Linked DNA regions of Homo sapiens: region 1 is linked to region 2. The links are chromatin contacts, found by Hi-C or POLR2A ChIA-PET in ENCODE. All regions are on one chromosome and are shown on one strand. Each heading gives the region's core, a stretch centred on a gene start or an enhancer-like site at or near the end of the contact. The rest is flanking DNA. Distances are from core to core; before and after follow the strand shown.

Evidence for each region. Hi-C counts contacts between places; a loop is a spot of excess contacts on that map. ChIA-PET counts read pairs that join two places held with the same protein, here RNA polymerase II (POLR2A). Pooled maps may share reads with other maps.
Region 1: a pooled map shows a loop between it and region 2 (2.1-fold over the local background). The contact joins two enhancer-like sites. A Hi-C loop is called at or near these places in 4 of 168 maps with a recorded cell type or tissue (aorta, endothelial cell of hepatic sinusoid and heart left ventricle) and 3 of 50 pooled maps. POLR2A ChIA-PET finds 5 or more read pairs at or near these places in 2 of 52 experiments (HEK293 and naive thymus-derived CD4-positive, alpha-beta T cell).

What each region holds. Positions count from the first base shown.
Region 1 is chr9:13,647,880-13,655,600 of GRCh38, reverse strand. No RefSeq gene overlaps it. Among named protein-coding and RNA genes, the nearest start is that of LINC01235, 220 kb to the right of the region's middle. Within about 2 kb of position 3,205, at least 2 of the 41 ENCODE cell types and tissues checked have a DNase peak (open chromatin) inside an H3K27ac peak, as active enhancers do.
Region 2 is chr9:13,567,468-13,574,539 of GRCh38, reverse strand. No RefSeq gene overlaps it. Among named protein-coding and RNA genes, the nearest start is that of LINC01235, 140 kb to the right of the region's middle. Within about 2 kb of position 5,144, at least 9 of the 41 ENCODE cell types and tissues checked have a DNase peak (open chromatin) inside an H3K27ac peak, as active enhancers do.

The DNA of each region.
Region 1 (7,721 bases), core at 1,956-4,455, 83 kb before region 2:
TCCTGTGTAGCTGGGACTACAGGCACGCGCCACCATGCCCGGCTAATTTTTGTATTTTTAGTAGAGACGGGGTTTCACCGTGTTAGCCAGGATGGTCTCGATCTCCTGACCTCGTGATCCGCCCGTCTCGGCCTCCCAAAGTGCTGGGATTACAGGCGTGAGCCACCGCGCCCGGCCCCAAGTGTTTTATATTATGGGTATACCTTAATTTCTTCTATAACTTCACTTATTGAGGTAATTAACTACATTGTTTTACTATCACAAAACTGTAGTGCATATAGAGAGGGAAAAAGATATAGAGATACCAATATAATGATACAGATATAAAATATTCATGAATAGTTATTTCTCTGGTTTGCTACCAAAGGATGCTTTCATGTTAATTTTGTATTAATATTGCCAAATTGCTTTTGAAAAAATTTTAAACATTTCCACTCAAATCAACAGTGCAAAGTATTCACTTCCTTGTGTTTTGTAACCTTTGCTATTCTTGCCAATATAAAAGACAAAAGTGATATTAATAGTGGCTTTTCTTTTTTTTTCTGGTTACCAGCAAAGTTGAGATATTTACTTACTGTTTATATTCCTTTATTCTCAACTGTCTGTTTTTATCATTTGCCTGCCTTACATTGTTGTTTTTTCTTTTTACTGATTTGTGAGAAATATTATATGGCCTTGATATTTCTTCATTTTCCATTAAATGTTCCAGTATGTTTTTCTGGTTGTTACTTTATTCGAATCAGTGAATGTAGTCTTTTCTTTCATAAAGAAGATCACAATTTTATTGATGATCTATATAAATAGGTCTAGATTTAGATAGATTATAGTTCCTGCACATTTCTTGTTCAGTCACTTCTAATTTTTTATTATTTGTGGCTATAGTAAGTAAGATCCTTTAGGCCCCCACAATTCCACATCCATGAAGCAGTGTGAGGAAGCTGGCAAGACTTGAAGAAGGAGCTTCCAAAACCTCTCCAGATGTGGCCGAGGATAAGATAAAATGAATGGGCTGGGTGCAGTGGCTTACACCTGTAATCCCAGCACTTTGAGAGGCCAAGGCAGACCGATCACAAGGTCAGGAGATCAAGACCTTCTGGCCAACATGGTGAAACCCTGTCTCTACTAAAATACAAAAAATTAGGTGGGTATGGTGGTGGGCGCCTGTAGTCCCAGGTACTCGGGAGGCTGAGGGAGGGGAATTGCTTGAACCCGGGAGGTGAAGGCTGCAGTGAGCCAAGATTGCACCATTGCACTCCAGCCTGGTAACAGAGAGAGACTCCATTGCAAAAAAAAAAAAAAAAAGATAAAATGAATGACATCAGTGAAGGTAGGACAAAAGAGACAATTCCATCAGGTAAATCAAGTACTCATGATAGAACATTTCCCACCTCCAGGGTAGAGTACCCTTGCAATAACTATCTAATGGGATTTCAGAATTGCTTTAAACAAGTGAATGTAGAACTCTTTCTTTCCTTTTTGAATTTCTTTCCTTTTCTGAAGTTGCATATCAGCAGTATGGGAGACAGATAACTTTTCATTTTGCTTCACAGGTTTGTAGACCACAAGGAACCACATATAGAAGTTCAGCTCAGTGTTGTGATTGGATAGAACTTAGGAAGGGAGTAAGTATAATTTGCTGGCAGAAGAAAAAGTCAATGATATATTTGTGACCAGAAGAGTTGATTGTGATAGCTGTTAGAAAATAGAGTTTCACAGCAGTTTGTTCTCTCAGTTTGAGCACAAAGTAAGACTGTTCTCCATCTCGATATCAGGCCTGGCTCTGTGATGCTTAAGCAAATGCAATGTGCATATAAGTGATGCAAGTTATTTCTGAGTGGAAACTCTAAGAGTCAATGCTTAGTTTTCCATGCTCTCTTCCTCTGATTTGACAGTCACAGAAGGAAAAGACAAAGCTCCATCAGCCTGAGTCCTTCGGAGACAAAGATAAGTAGAGCCGTAAAGCTTACTTATGACAGACATAGAATTTAAGCAAGAACTACACTTATTTGTTGTAAGCCACTAATATTTAAGAATTGTTTGTTGCCTCATATAATACAGCTTATTATATCTTTATTCTTGTACTTAACAATGTTCAGAAATATTCTCATCGTCTGTGTCTTCAGAGGTCTCTTTTCCACGTCTGGTTCAAATTTTTCATGCCCTATATATTGTTTTTCCTTAGTCTTTAACTGAAAATAAAAAGTCTATATAAATCTGTTTTTTGCCCATAGATATTGTGTATTGATTACCCCCAGTGCCCTCCACGTAACACATCTACATAAATAGGATCACGTTCTCATCCTGAGATCAGGAAATGTGTTCACTGTCTGTATTGAGATGGCATGTATTCGATGAGTATGTCTTTCAGTACTGAAGTGGAAATTTAATGCCACTGCCCAATTCTCTCACTGTAACAGCAAAATAACTATGCTTTTTAAAAATCTCAACTCCCTCTGTAGTTCTTCTACTGACCAAAACACACACAAAAAAACCCCAAAACACTAAAGTACTGCTTCTACAAATTTTGCTGCTTTAGGGCCCACTTACAAAATTTATAGCTAAGTGTCATCATGTATAAAATAAAGTAACATTGACCTTGCAGGTGGGAAGATAATGTGCGTGACATGATGCCAATGTCACTGGTTCAGTTCATTATTATTATTTGTTCAAGGTGTGTTATATTCACAATTTCTATAATCCTGTTTATTTTTCTTGTTTACTGAGGCAAAGTTGTTTTACTACACTTTCTTGGAGTTTTTCCTCTTTGTTGCAAGGGTATCACGATGATTCTGGTAGTAAAATTATTAAAGCGTAAAATTCTATAGTTCAGTCGTCTTCAATCAATCTTCTTGTTGCCTTAATAACTATCTGAATAAAATAGCTCTCGAGATACTATTTTAGAAAAATGTCTTCACTATCTGGACTCACTAAACTTTTACATCGAGATTCTGGGATCTAGAATGAATATAGCAGGTAGCTGCCTCCATTGAGAATTGAGCCTTAACACGGTTTATTTCTGTCTGGGTTCATTACATACTACACAAGGACATCCAAGGAAATGTCAAATGAGATCTTTTAGTTTTCATTGGGATAAAATTAGACTGGGTATCATGAGCCAGAAGAGTGCGATTGAGGGCCTTGGGCACAGGCTTCATAATGTGGCTATGCCCACAGACTTATCCACAGAGCGTTTACTCCTGGGATTCTCAAACCTGCTGCCAAGTTTACCACTCAATTCCTGTCTCTCTATGTGACTTTCTGCTTATCCTGGCTTTACTTCTAGTTGCTTTTTTTTTTTTTTTTTTTTTTTTTTTTTTTACACTCAGCTGGTTATCATGGTGCTCCTGCACTCCAACTTCCCCAATAATCTGATTCCCTGGCTTCTACTCATAGCTCCTCTATGAGAATACAGCCTTAATTTGACACTAATCATGAACTCATTCACTGGTTTCCTCCCTGAAAGAAAGGCCCTTTTCCCAGGCAGCCATAACCAGAGTCTTAACCGAGCTAACTTTTCTCTGTTGGATATTAACTGCTAGAGCCTCTCTTTTTACTGTCTCTCTGCTTCAACCGTAATTATGCTCACTTCCATTCCTATTCAAATTAACTCTTTGGATCCTGTTAACTCCTTAAGAGATTGTTTACCATTTGACCTTTTATTATTTCTTTTAAAATTCAGTCTGAGTTAGGATAACATTGATTTTTTTTCTCAAGACTTTAGCAAGAAAAATCTTACCAGTTAGTTCTTCTTGGATCGTTTGTTCCTCGTAGAGACTCTTCCCCACATCACACACTTAACCAGGGGAGCCCTGACACTGTCATCGTGAAGTGTGACCCCTGATAGCTCAGCTCGGGGTTTCTCAACCTTACCGCTATTGTCAGCACTTGGGGCTGCATAATTCTTTGCTGTGGGAGGCTGTCTCATACACGGCAAAATATTTAACAGCGTCCCTGGCTGGACTGACCAACTGGATATCAGTGGCGACTCCTGTCCTCAAGTCTTGACAATTAAAACAAAAAGATTCCCAGGAAAGATGGCTAAATGGGAACAGCTCCAGTCTGCAGCTCCCAGTGAGATCAACGCAGAAGGCAGGTGATGTCTGCATTTCCAACTGAGGTAGCCAGTTCATCTCACTGGGACTAGTTAGACAGTGGGTGCAGCCCACGGAGGGGGAGCTGAAGCAGGGTGGGGTGTCGCCTCACCAGGGAAGCAGAAGGGGTCGGGAAACTCCCTCCCCTAGCCAAGGGAAGCCGTGAGGGACCGTGCCATGAGGTATGGAGCTATCCGGGCCAGATACTATGCTTTTCCAATGGCCTTCATTAAAAAGTTAGGAAACGATAGATGCCGGAGAGGATGTGCAGAAATAGGAACACTTTTACACTGTTGGTGGGCGTGTAAATTAGTTCAACCACTGTAGAAGACAGTGGGGGTTCCTCAAGGATCTAGAACTAGAAATACCATTTGACCCAACAATCCCATTACTCGGTATATACCCAAAGGATTATAAATCATTCTACTATAAAGACACATGCACACCTATGTTTACTGCAGCACTATTCACAATAGCAAGACTTGGAACCAACCCAAATGCCCATTAATGTTAGACTGAATAAAGAAAAATGTGGCACATATACACCATGGAATACTATGTAGCCATAAAAAAGGATGAGTTCATGTCCTTTGCAGGGACATGGATGAAGCTGAAAACCATCATTCTCAGCAAACTAACACAGGAACAGAAAACCAAACACCACATGTTCTCACTCATAAGTGGCAGTTGAACATTGAGAACATATGGACACACGGAGAGGAACATCACATGCTGGAGCCTGTCAAGGGGGTGGGAGGCAAGGGGAGGGATAGCATTAGGAGAAATACCTAATGTGGATGACAGGTTGAAGGGTACAGCAAACCACCATGGCACATGTATACCTATGTAACAAACCTGCACATTCTGTACATGTGTCCCAGAACTTAAAGTATAGACATAAAAAAAAAACCCCAACTCTCCAGACGTTGCCAAATGATGTCCCCAAGTGGCAAAATTACTTCCAGTTGAAAACCATTGTAGCTGATGAACTCCATTCCATACACCTAGAGAATATGTTTTAGGTGAAACTTTTAAAATCCTGAAAGATTTTAGGAAATCCTTTATCAGCTCTCCTCATTCTCTGAGGACCATAAGAAGCTTCCAGTCACCAAATTGGATACAGGATTTCTCTGCATGTGCTTAGAAATGGACAGGCTGAGATTTAAATGCTATTACATGTATCTGCAAGGAGCAACTTTCCCTAATCTTCAGCAGTTGTAGGTTTCACCATGTATTCCCTCCTACTTCACCAATTCTGCTACATTTTCTAATTCGAGAGTTGTATTTGACTGTTGGAAAATGGTTGTAATCATGAAATAAACTCTACCATATGTTTTCTTTATTATGAAATATAGATCCTTGTCTGTTTTTAAAGCATCTTCTCAGATGAATTGATTGCAAACACATGTCAAATTTTGATTTCAAACTAACCTGCCTTCAATAGAGATGGGTTAGACTTCTCTTTGGGTGGATATTATAGAAAACTGCAGGTGAACAGACAATATTATTAGCTAAAGGTAAGAAGGAAATGTCTAGTTAAAAATCATTTGGCTCATTAAATATGGATAATTAGCAGGATAGGTAAAATCTAGCTTCCTAACAACCCCCACCCTTTTGGAAAAAAAAAAAAAAAAACTCAAACTCATCAAAATCTATCAGAAATGCTAGATACTTTTCAGAAGAGTCTGGTAATAACATCATAAACCAAAAATATGCTTTTGATATCATTTTCTAAGGTTTGAAAAATATTTTTTTTCACACTGAACATGAACAACTTTTAAGACATGAGCGAATACAGGAGATAAGAGAGAAATAGGAGTGGAATATTCATAAGCAGGGCTCTGTCCCTTTTACCAAAAGCATACTTCTATAACATAATAGTTCCTAAACTTCCTTACTTAACCTGAGATCTACCTCTTCCCCTTCTTGCGCACCTTCTTTAGACATACATAATGGGATTTTCTATTCACCTTTTTGGGAATCTCCACCTAAAGAATTTTTCAGGATTTCTCCATCTCCCTACATCAATACATTCCTCTAAGTCTGACATGTTGATAATAAGCAGCAGAGTCTATCTGGGGCTTTGGTATACACAGTGCAGTTTCCTTCTCTTGGGGCCTTCTCAATGGTTGGAGACAGATCAAAGTCTACTGAGTGTGGATCATTGTTCTCAGATGCACACAGGCACACACACATACACTTCTTGAACAATCCTTAACAACTATACCATATTTTTCTAATGGTCTTCAACAATATAACTACCATTATGCATTACAATGTTTTTTCTTTTCCACCTTCTTTTATTAAAATTGTACTCTCTAAGACTACTAGAAATAAGAATTAGGCACACTACTGAGTAATATACTCCTTCATAACTCCCCCATATGGTGCAAAAGCTTGGACATCAACACTTCCAGGGTTTAATTCAGTTCTTGGGCAAGGTAATAATTACAGTGTAAGGCCTGCGATTAAGGCCCAATATTATGTGCTGCCTCAACATCTGGGAGGAAGGAGGAGGAATTCAAATGGCCTAACTGCAAGTTCTGCTCTCCACTCTGTTCTCGTTGCTAACCTCCCCTAGCCAAACAGCCCTCTTTATCAGAAGGACTAGATGCAGTTCCTGATTAGCCCTGAGTAGTGAGTTTTGGTTCCCTGCCAATCCACAGAATGATTCAGTCAATCACAGCCTCCCGTGGCCCAGGGAGTACCTCAAACTCTTGATACTACAACACCTGCCTTTCACAGCCCCTACTTGTTCACTCCATTCCAGAGTGTGCCCCTGTGCCTCCCTACATTGGGGAGGTATATGCTCCTCCCCCAGGCTGTGAGTATATGTGACCAATAAACTCCTATTGATTTTATCTGTCCAGTGTCATGTATAGTTTCAGCCACCTCCACAACCCTAGGGCAGGAAACCCTCCATCACCAATGGAGTGAATAGGAGGCAATTAAAATGATGATGGTACTTATCTTTGTGTTAACAATAATGGAATAGGATGGTTGTTATTCTAGTAACATTTCAAAAAGCGAATGTAGTCTATGTGCAGTAAAATGTACAAATATTAAGTATATAGCACAATGAATTTTTGTTTGGTATTTCAATTCTACCTTGTTTTTCAAACACTCCTAAATTAATAATTTGTATTAGAGCTAACTTTTTCTTTACAGTAAATGCTTATTTATATCTATCTATCTCCTTGTTCTATATCACATTTTTCACTCCATTTCTTCCTTTTAGATTCCATTGTCTTCTTCCTGAAGCACATTCTTTAGTAGTTTTCTCATTGAGGGTCTATATGTGAAAAACTTTCTTAATCTGTTTCCTACAAATTATTTTACTTTACTTTTACTTTTGAATGACAGGGTAGCCAGTTAGAGAATTTTAGGCTGATATTTATTTTCTCCCAGCATTTTAAAGATTGTATTCCATTGTATTTTGGCCTCCATTGTTGTTGATAAATCTGTTTTTTGTCTAAATGATGTTACTTTGTAGATAATATGATTTTTTTTTCTTTTTCTGGATGCTGTTAAATTTTTTTTCTTTACGTTATACTACAAAATGTGCAGATACATAGATAGTATAAACATATCTATGCTTTTCTCGATTGATTTACATTTTTATTATAACTT
Region 2 (7,072 bases), core at 3,895-6,394:
ACACTGCTGAAAGAAATCATAGATGACACAAACAAATGGAAACACATCCCATGCTCATGGATGGGTAGAATCAATATTTTGAAAATGACCGTACTGCCAAAAGCAATCTACAATTTCAATGCAATTCCTATCAAAATACCACCATCATTCTTCAAAGAACTAGAAAAACAATGCTAAAATTTATATGGAACCAAAAAAGAGCCTGCATAGCCAAAGTAAGACTAAGCAAAAAGAACAAATCTGGGGCATCACATTACCTGACTTTAAACTATACTATAAGATCAACAAAACAGCATGGTACTAGTATAAAAATATGCACATAGACCAATGGAACAGAATTGAGTACCCAGAAATAAAGCCAAATACTTACAGCCAACTGGTCTTTGACAAAACAAACAAAAACATAAAGTGGGGAAAAGACAACCTATTCAACAAATGGTGCTGGGATCATTGGCAAGCCACATGTAGGAGCATGAAACTGGATCCTCATATCTCACCTTATACAGAGATCAATTCAAGATGGATCAAAGACTTAAATCTAAGACCTGAAACGATAAAAATTCTAGAAGATAACAATGGAAAAACTCTTCTAGGCACTGGCTTGGGCAAAGACTTCATGACCAAGAACCCAAAAGCAAATGTAACAAAAACAAAGATAAATAGATGAGACTTAATTAAACTTAAAGGCTTCTGCCTAGCAAAAGAAATAATCAGCAGAGTTAACAGACAACCCACAGAGTGGGAGAAAATCTTCACAATCTATACATTTGACAAAGGACTAATATCCAGAATCTATAAATAACTCAAACAAATCGGCAAGAAGAAAACACACAATCCCATGAAGAAGTGGGCTAAGGACATGAATAGACAATTCTCAAAAGCAGATATACAAATAGCCATAAGCATATGGAAAAATGTTCAACATCATTAATTATCAGGGAAATGCAAATCAAAACCAAAATGAGATACCACCTTACTCCTGCAAGAATAGCCATAATCAAAAAATAAATAAATAAATAAAAATACAGATGTTCCCATGGATGTGGTGAAAAGGGAACACTTTTACACTGTTGGTGGGAATGTAAACTAGTACAACCACTGTAGAAGACAATGTGAATATTCTTTAAAGAACTAAAAGTAGATGTGAATATTCCTTAAAAAACTAAAAATAGATCTACCATTTGATCCAGCAATCCCACTACTAGGTATCTACCCAGAGGAAAAAAGAAGTCATTTTACAAAAAAAATACTTGCACCCATGTTTATAACAGTACAATTTGCAATTGCAAAAATATGGAACCAGCCCAAATGCCCATCACTCAACGAATGAAGAAAATTATATATATACACACACACACATACACACACACACAATGGAATACTACTCAGACATAAAAAGGAACTAAATAATGGCATTTATAGCGACCTGGGTTGAATTGGAGACTATTATTCTAAATGAAGTAACACGAATGGAAAACCAAACATTGTATGTTCTCACTCATAAGTGGGAGCTAAGCTATGAGGACACAAAGGCATAAGAATGATATAATGGACTTTGGGGACTCGGTGGAAAGCATGGGGGGGTGGTGAGGGATAAAAGATTACACATTGGGTATAGTGTACACTGCATGGGTGATGGGTGCATCAAAATCTCAGAAATCACCACTAAAGAAATTAGTCAAACACCACCTGTTACCCCAAAACCTATTGAAATAAAAAATAAATTTTAAAAAAAGGACTCAATGTTAGGACTTTGTATTAATCTTATTCCTGATTCTGTTTCAGGTACCTACCATTAGTTTATCTTTGTATTTCCCAGCTACCTCTTTCATATGCTAATTTGTTGTATTTATGTGTCATATAACCTTCCTTAAATCCTTCTTTTGAATTAAAGTGGGATACGAATACCTATAAAATATTTATAAATGTATTCAATTATTCAATGTTGAGCTAGGAACCACTACACATCAGATCTGAATACAATGTGTTGCCCTAAATTCCTTCAGCTTGAAGAAGTTCAAAATCAATAGAAGTTAAGATAGATAAAATATGAGAAATGAGGGAGAGGGTGGTGTCAAAGCTCATTCAACTGTTTGGATGGAGCCACTCTGAATTAGGGAAAAGAGGAAGAAGGCCAGATTTGGTAAGGCATTGCCAACACAATTCTAATGTAAATAATAATTATTATAACTGGCAATCATATAGCCTTGTGTGGTTTACAAAGCAGTAACACAAATAATAGTTATAATAATGAACATTTGTATAGTGATCTAAAGTTAATAAAGATTAATTTGTTCCTTACAACAAGCCTGTGAATTGGCAAGAGTCAATATAATTTCATTCCCATTTTGCAGATGAGAAACCCAAGTTTCAGAGAGGCTAAAGGACTTTGAAAAATCATTTGAAGGACATTTTAGGTGTGGAAGTTCTGATATGCTATGCTATGGCCCATCGCCTATTATACTCCTTCTTCTAGTATTGGAAACACATCAGAGCTACAGTGAGGAATACAGGGTAATATAGCTCTTTGGCTTTGTGAAATAAGCAAACAACTGTGAAAGTCAGCAGTATTACCAAAAGTCTTCCACATTACTTGGAAGACTTCGCATTACTTGTGAAATGCTTGTAACAGTTACCCCCAGCTCTAGCTCCAGCTCTAGCTTCCTGGGTTTCTTCAATGTAACATGGCTCCATCCAGCAGAAGGGGGAAACCCCTGAATGTTTAGCTGGATCCTTAATTTCAAAAGCATCTTAGACATTAAGTTGTTTTTGTTTTGTTTTGTTTTTTTCTTGAGACAGGGTCTCTCTGTCACCCAGGCTGGAGTGCAGTGGCACGATCTTGGCTCACTACAGCCTTGACCTCCCAGGCTCAAGTCATTCTCCTGCCTCAGCCCCCCAAGTAGCTGGGACTACAGGTGCATGCCACCATAACTAGCTAAGTTTTTTGCATTTTTGGTAGAGACAAGGTCTTGCCATGCTGCCCAGTCTGGTCTCAAACTCCTGAGCTCTAGCAATCCACCCGCCTTGGCCTCCCAAAGTACTGGGATTACAGACGTGACCCACCGCGCCCAGCCAGATGAAGTATTAAAATGACATTTCTGACACAATTTACCTATGTTTGAAAAACATATAAGCAGCATGTGATAGCTATTAATTAAATATTGATTTATTAACACACAGGTCTCATAGAGAATAGCAATTCATGGATGAACAAGCCTTGGAAATAGTGTCAGACTTCTAGTTAGGTACCATGAGCAACTTATAACTTGCATCATGCTTGTGTTCAAATAGAAAGGAGTAACTTTCAGTTCAGTCTTGTGTACCTTACAGTGGATAACTAGAAAAGAGGAGAATGAACTCAGAGAAAAGACAGGGTTGGGTTGGGCACAGTGGCTCACGACCTAGCACTTTGGGAGGTCGAGGCTGAGATCAGGAGTTCAAGACCAGCCTGGCCAACATGGTGAAACCCTGTCTCTAGTAAAAACAAACAAACACACAAAAAGACAAAATCAAAATTAGCCAGGTGTGGTGGCTCGTGCCTGTAATCCCAGCTACTTGGGAGGCTGAGGCAAGAAAACCACTTGAACTCAGAGGTGGAGGTTGCAGTGAGCTGAGATCTTGCCACTGCACTCCAGCCTGCGTGACAGAGTAAGACTGTGTCTCAAAAAAATAAAAATAAAAGACAGGGTTGAGTCTAAAAACATGACATAATAACACTGGCAGTGTACAGTCTGTTTCTGGGAATGAATTTCCTGATTTTTCTATCTCATTCACATGGCTGGCCCAAATGCTGACTGTGAACCCTGAGAAGCCTAACTGGACATTTGTCATAAACTCCAAGTACACAGACATTCTTGTATAAGATCATGGTTATTGCAAGACGACTGGTACAATTAAAGCACTTCTGTAATTCTACGTGGGAACCTGCTGTGTCTAGTATTATAAGACAGGTTTTGGACTCCAGATTTGAGAAGTAGATGACTAAGAAATACTGGCAAGTGCTAATTCCTGTCCCTGGATAAAAAAAGACCATAAAGGCCCCAGATAAAATATGATGCTGGCTTATTTTTCAGACACATTTTCTGGAAATTTGTGATCTCCACCAATCTTAAAAAAAAAAAGAAGAAGAAAAAGTAATGTCCATTTCTGGATCCTTGGGCCAGGCTCCCTTAGTCAGTTCTCTATTTTTCTTACCACCCAGATACTAAAACATTTGGCATACGTGGGATCATAGTGTTTCAGAGCTGGAAGGGAAGCTCTCCCACCCTGGTTTTATCTGTAGGCTGGATAAAGGTTTGGGATTTAGCAATAGGCTTTGCTAACTCAGCTTGTAAAAATCACATCCTTTATCAACTCCCCAGATGGTTTAGATCATTAAAAACACAACAAAACAAAACAAAAGCCCTTCAGAGTGTACACTGTGAAGATATTCTCTAATTTCCAAGAAAAATAAATATATGTCGAATTTCTCACAGATTTCTCACACTCTCTCAGTATACAGCCAGAATTGTTGTGGTGAATGGAGAACTTAAAAGCATCGTTTTTGAAACTGCAAAGCCTTGTGCTGAATACTTAACTTCCAACAGCCCCTTTGCCTTTCCAGCTTGTCCATCAGTCCCCAATTCCAAGTCAGTATTTATCTATTGGAGCTTAGCTTAAACTGAAAAGTGGATGTCTTTATTCAATAAATTTGGGGCAACTGGCTCTCAATAAGCAACAAAAACAAAAAGGCTATTTCAAGTCAAAGAGACCTCAAGAAACTATCCCACCATCTGCTGGGGAGAGAGAAATGAGCCTGTGGGCCAATAGCTCTTTATTGAACAGAAGAAATAGTATTGTCATCTAAATTTTCTGCAACACTCTTTGGATCAAAATATTATAATCACAGCAAATAGATGCAGCAAATAGATGTGGCCACACTTAATGGATACTCAAAGGGCCAAACCACTGCTCACTTTGGATCATTTACTGTCATTTGGAAGTAAAACTGGGGGGCCGAGGGGGCTGGGGCTGGAGGGAGAAAGGGAGACCTTACGTTAAGCTGGCATGCACCAGTGGATAAATGGCTGGCATTTGCAGAGCTGCATTGCAGGGGAGCTTTTAGCGGTTTGCCACTGCCAGCTGATGTCTCTGTGAACATCAGTGCCAAGAAGCCAAAAATGAAAGCAGGTGCAGGGGCAGAGGAACTGAATGTTGAGGGCGAAGGGGAGGGGGATTCAGCAACAGAACTTCTGTTGTTAAAAATTGGTTGCCTTCATTAAAACCTAAACAATGCCTCACTTTAAACTCTGCATAACATTTTTAGCCCTGCTAGAGTCCTGCACACACACTTAAGACAAGCCTCTTACATTTATGCACTAGACTAAGAGACTCTTTTTTGTTTGTCTCTCTCCAAAGCTGTGGATTGTCTGCTAGACGGCTGAACTCCGATTAGAGCAGCTTTCCTTCCGAAGCCAGGAGCATCTGCTTCTGAAAGTGCCCCTTTGCTCCCGTCTCTCCCAGAGTGCCCCCTCTTCAGAAAGTCCCACTTCGACACAACCAGGGCCTGGGAACAGGGAATATTCCTGAACTCGGCGTGTCTTCGCCAAGCAGTGTCGCCAGTTCAGCTCTCTGAAATGCTGCTTTCCGATGAGAAAACAGACGGGACTCAGTGTCGCCGGCGATTTACATTTCCCTCAAAAGCTCTATGTTCCTGCAACATTGTTCCCCGAGCCCACCGTAAGTGACAGCAGGAAAAAAAAACAATGGGAGTAAGCGAAGAATAAAGGTAAAGGTTCAAGACCAACAGAGAGAAGGAACTAAGGCTTGCCACGGGGCACATTAAAAATGAAGAATAAAACAGAAAGACATCTGCCCCCTCTGCTGCCCAGCACGGCTGAGCCATTTCCAGCAGTGACTTCATCAGTGACCAGCCCAAACTGGAGAATGTGAAAGTCATCTTTCATAGAGATAGGACAAAAATACTGATCACACACAGCCTTCTCACAACTGTGATGGAGGAAGAACAAACCCCAATGAGAGGAAACTGCAGGCAATCCATGTGCTTGGTTGAAAATACAGTTTGCTTTGTGTTTTCTAATGGACATTACTGCAATGAGGGAAATAGCATGTTTGTTTTTACAGGCTTTTAGAAAATACAGAAATGACAAAGTTCATCTACAAGCCAGATGCTCGGCACAAACCAGAAAGAGCTCAATCTACTAAAACTAGGATGCCACAACTTTGGGGTCAAAAATTGTAATTATAATTTAGCATGGATATGTATGGTGACTGTTGGGAATGGTAGTGAGAATTAGGTTTTTTTTTTCCTATGGCCTTACACTTGGGAATAGTTTATAGTGAATCTTCATATCTTCTACCACAAAGTATTACTGTTTTGTCCGTAGTAAGTTTGGTTATAATGAACTTTTAAAACCCAGAAGAAAGTTTAAAAACTCAAACCAGAAACACAAACAGGATCAGATGCCAAAAGCGTGAGTGGACAGAAATGAACTTAGTTCATAAAGCAAGTAAAGTCTAACTTTTAGTCTGAATGAAATATTGAGTTTGGACAACGGGATACTGCAAAACTGAGAAATCTGAGAGAAGTGGAATGCTCTAATAGGAAAAAACAAAAAACTGGCCAAGACTAGGAGAAGGCATTCCAAAAAAAGAAGCAGAGATGGCTAATAATATAAAACAACGCTCAATCTCAGGATTAAAAAAACAAAAATGTAGAAGTGAAAGAATGCTCACCTACAAAATGCATATCTGAAAAACATTCTCAATATTGTTAAGGATTTGAGGGAAATGAACTCAAATCTTAAAAGGAAATTGAAAAAACGTGCACAAAAATCCTTAAACATTATGACTGATAGAAAGTTATCTTGGCCAAATACTAAAACAAGTAATATATTTACATACAAAAGAGTTCACTGTGTGGTTTTAAATATCACACAGTGATATTTAAATATTAAAAATAGAAATATAATTATTAAAATATAAGAAAATGGCTAAGAAAATTATGGTATATACATAAATCATGTTTTAGAAAAATATTCACTGACATGGGAAAGGGCTTGTAACATGCTTG